Regions from separate parts of the Homo sapiens genome. Here region 1 is linked to region 2. A link is an interaction called in ENCODE POLR2A ChIA-PET data of the cell type or tissue named here. Cell type or tissue: GM12878. All regions are shown on one strand. Region 1 overlaps SUPV3L1 (Suv3 like RNA helicase). Region 2 overlaps HK1 (hexokinase 1).

Evidence for each region. ChIA-PET counts read pairs that join two places held together with the same protein. Peaks named below come from ENCODE experiments on the same cell type or tissue, not always from the same donor. Only the 100,000 strongest peaks of a DNase experiment are listed, where the experiment ranks them.
Region 1: POLR2A ChIA-PET joins it to region 2 with 5 read pairs; 6 of 35 experiments call an interaction of 5 or more read pairs at or near these places.

What each region holds. Positions count from the first base shown.
Region 1 is chr10:69,200,688-69,204,687 of GRCh38, forward strand. It overlaps SUPV3L1 (Suv3 like RNA helicase), which reads left to right. Exons shown (of 15, transcript NM_003171.5): 12 at 1,752-1,832; 13 at 2,180-2,356. Among named protein-coding and RNA genes, the nearest start is that of HKDC1, 18 kb to the right of the region's middle. RefSeq lists a silencer at 3,490-3,589. In GM12878, no CTCF peak of the experiment used is centred here; DNase peaks (open chromatin) are centred at 1,834 and 3,622; H3K27ac peaks cover 592 bases.
Region 2 is chr10:69,326,641-69,330,640 of GRCh38, forward strand. All of the region lies in intron 1 of HK1 (hexokinase 1), which reads left to right. Among named protein-coding and RNA genes, the nearest start is that of HK1, 9.8 kb to the left of the region's middle. RefSeq lists silencers at 1,313-1,607, 1,333-1,627 and enhancers at 2,227-3,028, 3,029-3,830. In GM12878, no CTCF peak of the experiment used is centred here; a DNase peak (open chromatin) is centred at 1,561; H3K4me3 peaks cover 1,349 bases; H3K27ac peaks cover 1,181 bases.

The DNA.
Region 1 (4,000 bases), 130 kb before region 2:
TCAGAGAATGGTATGCAAGTGAAGGTCCAGATTGACAAAGTTTAGTGAGCCTGATTTGCCTTTACTTCCTTCCGGAATCTAGCAGCGGGAAGGAACAGGGAGAAAAGCAGTTTCTTCAGCTGAGCACACAGAGCTACATTAGTGGACTGAAAAATGACCAGAAGCCTGAATATAGACGAAACCTTGTATTGCTTGGGGCAAAAACAGCCCTAAGCAATACAACTTCATCCAGTGAGGAGAAGGTTAAATTTTGGTTAATATTAGTTAATGAGTTAGAATTGTACATATTTGAAACAAACTTTCTAGTAATAGTCAAAATTTAAAGTTCCCTGGAAAATTCACTTACATGGCTTATCTCATTTGTGACACTAGATGAAGGGGAGTATAGACATGAGATCATACAGGGAGAAGCATGCAGGGAGAGAAGCTTCCAGGGGAAGGCTGTGCTGGAATCATTTCTGTAACTTCTCAGCAGTACAGTTAGGTTCGTGGTTGGCTCCTGTGACCTCCCTGCTTCCCTCCTGGGCACCTCATGTCTTGGACTCTTCTTCCCTCCCTTATGACTAATTTCTCTTGCCTCTTTTCTTCTGTCTTTTTCATTCACTTTCTCTCTCTGTTTCATACTTCATTCCTTATACTTTCCTGTGGCCATGTCCTAACGGTGTAATGTGTAGCTAAAGAGAACTCACTTCCAGTTTAAAAATGTTCTCATGTCTTTCTAGATGTATATATCTATGTTAGTTTTATTGCCTTGGTTAAAGTGACTGGGTTTTTCTTATTCATTTTAATTCAATGAGGAGAAATGAGACATGGAAAATGGTTTTACCCTGGAAAACAGGTTTTTCTTTCCTTTTTTTTTTTTTTTGAGATAGTGTTTCACTCTGTTACTCAGGCTTCAGTGCTGTGGCATGATCACGGCTCACGGTAACCCCAATCTCCTGAGCTCAGGAGAGCCTTGCACCTCAGCCTCTTGAGCAGCTGGGACTTCAGGTGCTCACCACCATGCTTGGCTGATTTTTTAAAAATTTTTTGTAGAGATGGGAATCTCCTTTTGTTGCCCAGGCTGATCTTGAACTACTGTCCTCAAGTAATCCTCCCACCTTGGCCTCCCAAAGTGTTGGGATTACAGGCATGAGCCACTGCACCTGGCCGTAAAATCTTTTTTTTTTTTTTAGACGGAGTCTTGCTCTGTCGCCAGGCTGGAGTGCAGTGGCGCGATCTCGGCTCACTGCAAGCTCTGCCTGCTGGGTTCAAGTGATTCTCATGCCTCAGCCTCCCGAGTAGCTGGGATTACAGGCACGCAGCACCACACCCAGCTAATTTTTGCATTTTTAGTAGAGACGGGGTTTCACCATGTTGGGCAGGATGGTCTCAATCTCCTGACCTCGTGATCCGCCCACCTTGGCCTCCCAAAGTGCTGGGATTACAGGCATGAGCCACCACACCCAGCCCATAAAATCATTTTTTGTACACTGCCAGATCATCATAGGTTTTAGAAATATAACTAAAATGTAAGCAAAAGACTAATTTCTCAGTGGCCATAATCTGTCATTTTTACTAAATCATCAACTTTTCTAATTGGTAATAAATGGTAAAATGATATTTTTTCTCTTTTACTCAAATTCTTGGCATTTACTTCATATGGTGAGAGCTTAGCCTGAATGGGACTTTATCGTGCAATAACTTAAGAAAATTTGTCCTTTTTGAAAAAAAAAAAATCAGCTTATGATTGTTTTTTCTTTTACTAAAAGGCAGCTGGTCTTCATCCAACTGCTGAGCAGATTGAAATGTTTGCCTACCATCTCCCTGATGCAACACTGTCCAATCTCATTGTAAGTGGAAACTCCCTTTCACATCTCCCCTAAAAATGTTGATATGTCAGGTGATTACTGGTTAACCTCATGAGCATGAATGGATAGTCTGCCTTTGAGAAGTTGCTATTTATAAAATTTATTTTACAAGTGAAAATTTTTTCTCAAAATCTTTTGGGACTTTAGCCCTGAGGAATTTCCTCTCAGTATTTCAGGTGGGGAAGGATATGAGGGAGTGATTAAAGCAAGCCTTTATGGAAGTTTGTTCTGGATTAAAGAGATTGTCTTTTATAGACTTGAGTATGTTATTCATTGTTCATTTTAATTCACTTAGGCAGTCCAGTAATTTCTGTCTTTTTTTCCCCAAGGATATTTTTGTAGACTTTTCACAAGTTGATGGGCAGTATTTTGTCTGCAATATGGATGATTTTAAATTTTCTGCAGAGTTGATCCAGCATATTCCACTAAGTCTGCGAGTGAGGTATGTTTTCTGCACAGCTCCTATCAACAAGAAGCAGCCTTTTGTGTGTTCTTCACTGTTACAGGTAAGCCTTTATCTTTAAGCTATTTTGAGTTCCTTCTGGTTGATGCAGGTTCCCCAAACAGTACTTTGTTATTCAAAATAAAATAATTACAAGAGTATTCAGTAATATGAGAGACTTTGTAAAAACTTAAATAGGGGTTAATAGTAGCAACAGTGTTCAGTTTTCTTAAGTGTAAAGCACTGAGCCAGGGGTTACTGTCTTGTATGAGCACCATGCCAGGGTTCTAGCCTCTTTTAACTCATTTGGGTAGGGATGCAAATCTCTGACTTCTGAGAAGCACAGGATTCCTGGGGGCCAGGAAGGACAGTGGACTATGGAGAACCATAAATCTCTACCAAGGCCGGGTGCAGTGGCTCACGCCTGTAATCCCAGCACTTTGGGAGGCCGAGGCGGGTGGATCACTTGAGGTCAGGAATTCGAGACCAGCCTGGCCAAGCTGGTGAAACCCTGTCTCTACTAAAAATACAAAAATTATCCGGGCATGGTGGTGGGCACCTGTAATCCCAGCTACTCGGGAGGCTGAGGCAGGAGAATCACTTAAACCAAGGAGGCAGAGGTTGCAGTGAGCCAAGATCGCACCATTGCACTCCAGCCTGGGTGACAGAGCGAGACTCTGTCTCAAAAAAAAAAAAAACAAAACTCTACCAAGGTTTATCATAACAATACTTTTATTTAATTTAATTTTATTTATTTTATATTTGAGGCAGGGTCTTGCTCTGTTGCCCAGGCTGGAGTGCAATGGTGCAATCACAGCTCACTGCAACCTCAACCTCCCTGGCTCAAGTGATCCTGCCACCTCAGCCTCCCAAGTAGCTGGGACTACAGGCATGTGCCACCATGCCCAGCTAATTTTTGCATTTTTTGTAGAGACAGATCTCTCTATGTTACCCAGGCTGGTCTCGAGCTCCTGGAGGCAAGTGATCATCCCACCTCAGCCTCCCAAAGTGCTGGGATTACAGGCATGAGCCACCTAGTCCAGCCTAATATTTTAATTATTAAAAATGTTTTTGAAAGGATCCAAATGTCCAACAAGAGGGAAAAGGTTAACTACATTATGGCATATCCACTTGATTGGATATTAGGAAGACATTGCAATGATAATTATGATTATAATGAAGAAATCTACATAAGTGGTTACACTATAACAGTAAGTGAGGGAAGCGGTTCAGAACTGTATGTACCTTATAAACATAACATGTTCTCTCACCTCCCGCCCTATTTCCTCTGCTTTGCATGCTCTCCCCACCCCACTAAACCCAAAGGCCTCCTCTTCTCTGAATCTTGTCCTGACTCACTGAGGTTCACTGCCATTTCCTCTGTAGGCCTGAGCATTCTACATATGAGCTATATTCTAATCAAATCTAGCTCTAAACTTATTTTTTAAATAACATAAATAGTCCAGTGCTGTGGCTCATGCCTGTAATCCCAGCACTTTGGGAGGCAGGAAGGATTGCTTAAGCCTAGGAGTTCGAGAACATCTCCAGCAACATAGCAAGACTCTGCCCTTTAAAAAAAAAATTACATAAATAATACATACATTCTCTTTATACAAAATGAGAACATTACAGATAGCTTAAATGTGGCTCCCTCCCCAATCTTAGTCCTCTGAAATAACTACTTGTGTAAGTTTGTGTGTATCTTTGC
Region 2 (4,000 bases):
TTTTTATTATGAAATATTTGAGGCACATAAAAGAAGATTGAGGTTCACATAAACACCTCTGAGTCTGCTACTCAGCTTGAGAAGTTATAGACACAATTACAATTACATTACAGACACAGTTGAAGCCCTTTCTATGCCATCTCTGAGATAGTTTGCTGCTTCTCCCTTCGGAGGTGACCTCTGTCCTGAATTTGGTGTTTATCTTTTCATGCATGTTTTTACGCTTTTATTACATATGCATATGTCTATAAACAGTATATGGTATTGCTTTATAGATATATGGTTTTGATCTTTTGTAAATGGTGCTATACTGACTATGTGTTTAAGCAATATATGGTATTGCTTTGTGTGGTTTTAAACTTTTTTTTTTTTTTTTTTTTTTGAGATGGAATCTCATTTTGTTGCCCAGGCTGGAGTGCAGTGGCACGGTCTCAGCTCACAGCAACCTCTGCCTCCTGGGTTCAAGCAATCCTCCTGCCTCAGCCTCCTGAGTAGCTGAGATCATACCTGGCTAATTTTTTTGTATTTTTAGTAGAGACGGGGTTTCACCATGTTGGTCAGGCTGGTCTCAAAATCCTGACCTCAAGTGATCCACCTGCCTAGGCCTCTTTCCAAAGTTCTGGGATTATAGGCCTGAGCCCCCACACTCAGCCAGTTTTAAACTCTTATAAATGGTGCTATACTGTATGTATCCTTCCGCCATTTACTTTCTTTTAGCTCAACATTGTATTTTTGAGATTTTAAAAATGTTGATCTACGTAACTGTTTCATTAAACTGCTCTGGTTTCTTACAGAGTATAAAAGCTCCCTAGTTAATTCATCTATTCTGCTTTTGATAGGCATTTGTGTTTCTAATGTTTCAAGTGACAAACAATGCCTTGGTGAACTTTCTCTAGAACAACTCATTCAGCGCATGCACAAGTTTCTCTAGGCTCTAAGCTGTGTACCTAGGGCTGAGATCACCAGGCGGAGAGATGTGTGCGTTTTCCCATATACGAGATTCTGCCAAGTTGCCATCCGTGGTCATGCCAGTTCACACTCCCATCGGAAGTATGTGCAGGTTGCCTTTGTTCCACACCAACCCTTGTTATGGTCAAACCTTTGCAAATTTGTAATAGATGAGTTTTAGTCTGTTTCCTTCCTCAGTTGTTTCCATTCACATCACAGTATTCGAGCTGTGTTTAAAATTAGCCCATTTCCTGAGTTACCTTATCAGAGTCCTTGCTTCAGAGTCCCACGGACTGAAGTTGACAGCTCCATGGACTGCTGCTGCTGAGATATCTGCACTGGGGAGGGATAGTTGATGCAGGGAAAGGCTTAGGATGGCTCTCCATGGCCCCTGGTGCTGTGGGCTGACTCCGTTAAGCTTTTCTGGGAGTTGAAACACACATTTGTGAGCTTTCACTTGCACACACTTTCTCTCTTCCCGGGTGGATCCGACCCGGGTAGGGCAGGCTTATCTGTTGCGTAAATGTGCCCAGCTCTGCTCAGAGAAAACTCAAGCCAGCAGCCTCTCAGACCGTCTTCCGTAAAAGGAGAGGGTGGCTGTACCCACGTGGCAGGGAAAACTGAACCGTGAAGTCGGCGGCTCAGCCCTTTGCACACAGAAGCTGAGCTGTCCCTGTGCGAGGCAGAAAATGTCGGCTCATGTTCATCTTGAGTCTATGCCTGATTACAGGCTCCAGACTCGGAGACCTCGAGGGTGCCTTACAGGGAAGGGGGCATTCAGTGCCTACTAGGCGCCCGGCTTTTCTTTTTCTTAGCAGGGGTCTTATTTAATCATTTCTAGTACTCATATGAACCAAAGCCAACATTCATTGTTGTATTCATTGCCATGTACTGTGCTAAAGGCATCGTGAGCCTTTGCTTAGTTCATCCCCACAACGCCCTTGTGAGGTGGGTGTGATTTCAGACGGTGAGGCCCAGATAGTGAACGATAGAGCCAGCATTCAGCCTCATCAAGGCTGATGGCAGAGCTCCTGCTTTTATTATTTTCTCAATTGAGTTATAATTCACCTACCATGAAACGCATCATTGTACAGTGTACAATTCAGTGGTTTCTAATAGATTTACAAGGTTGTCCGAGCACCATCACCATCTAATTCCAGAATATTTTCATCACCCTCCGAAAAAAACTACCCGTTAGCAGTCACTTCCCATTTCTTCCTCCACCTAGCTTCTGGCAACCACTATCTACCTTTTTTTTTCTTTTTTTTTAAATGGATTTGCCTCTTATGGACATTTCATATAAATGGAATAATATAAAATGAGGCTTTTTGTGTCTAGCCTCTTTTATTTAGCATAATGTCTTCAAGGTTCATCCATGTAGTAGCATGTGTTAGCACTTCATTCCTTTTTATTGCTGAATGCTATTCCATTGTATTTATCTACTACATTTTGTTTTTCCATTTGTCAGTTGATGGGCATTTGGACTGCTTCCACTCTTTTCGGCTGTTATGAATAATGCTGCTCTGAACATTTGTGTGTGAATTTTTTTTTGTATAGACATGCTTTCTTTCTTTCTTCTTCTTTTTTTTTTTTCAGATGGAGTCTTGCTCTGTCACCAGGCTGGAGTGCAGTGGTGCAATCTTGGCTCAGTGCAACCTCTGCCTCCCGGGTTCAAGTGATTCTCCTGCCTCAGCCTCCCAAGTAGCTGGGACTATAGGCGCATGCCACCATGCCCAGCTAATTTTTGTATTTTCAGTAGAGACGGAGTTTCACCATGTTGGCCAGGATGTTCTTGATTTCTTGACCTTGTGATCCACCCACCTTAGCCTCCCAAAGTGCTGGGATTACAGGCGTGAGCCACCGCGCCCGGCCAGACATGCTTTCATGTCTGTTGGGTGTATATGTAGGAATGGAATTTCTTGGAAAACCCCTGCTTTTAATCGATTTAAGGAGGAAGGCATCAACTCCATTCAGAAATGAGCAAACGAAGGCCCCCCAGGTGGTGAATTGACTTTCTGATGACCACACAACTCATGAATGACAGGGATAGGAACACTACTGCTGGTCCCCTGATTCAGAAATCCATGTTCTTTCCACCATTACACCCAACTCTCATTGTGCAGTTTAGGGAAACAGATGCAAGGAGGGAAAGACTGGGGTGGGAGAGGGGTGGAATTGGCTTGGGATCCTCCAGGTTCCCTGCCCCCCATCTCCTGCCCCTCCCCAGCACCAGCATGGTGTCTCCTGCCTGTGCCTGCTGCCTCACCCCCAGCCCCATTTGCTTAGTGTTGATGAGCCCCTTCCACTTGGGAAGGAAATGGATCCGATAAGGTCATTAACAGTGAAATGTTAGGAATTTGCCCTGTTTTTCAAATCTCCCTTTTCATTTGTCTCCCTCTCCCATTCTTGTCTGCATTTAAAAGAGGACCCCCCAGGAGGGCAATGCTTAACCTGCATGAAAACCCCCTCAATGCTCCTTGCGATGCCCACTCCTGGCCTCTGCCTGGGGGTACTGTAAGCAGCTGTCGATTCCATCAATTGATTGACACATGGGGCTTGTCTTCAGCCATGTTATTCACCCAGACCTCATGTCCCTGATGTCTCCTGGTGCCTTCTAGGACCCTGTCTGGGTGGGTGTGGTGAGTGAAGTAGGAGACCCAGGCTACTGCTGTGATAAAGACACCACCTCACCTTTACAAAGTTCTGTTTCATTTATAAAATACTTGATTTAATCAGATGCTTACTTTAGTTGGATCTTTCCATCAAGCTTGGATGTAGGAATTTCTTCCTGCATCTTACATATGGGGCAGGTGAGTCCCAGGAAGTGGAATTCATGTGATCTCGGTGGCCAGAAAGCAGAAGAGCTAGGATGGGTACACAGACCTCCCTAACGCCAGTGGGCAATTCTTGCAGTACCTGCAGAACCAGAACGGTGGTCCAGGGCTCCAGACTCCAAAGCCATTGATGGGGTTCAGGACATACTATCCCCAAATAGTAATATGGCATTTGAGAAAACAGCAGAAGCAGGAAGGTCTCTCACCTTTCCCCTCCC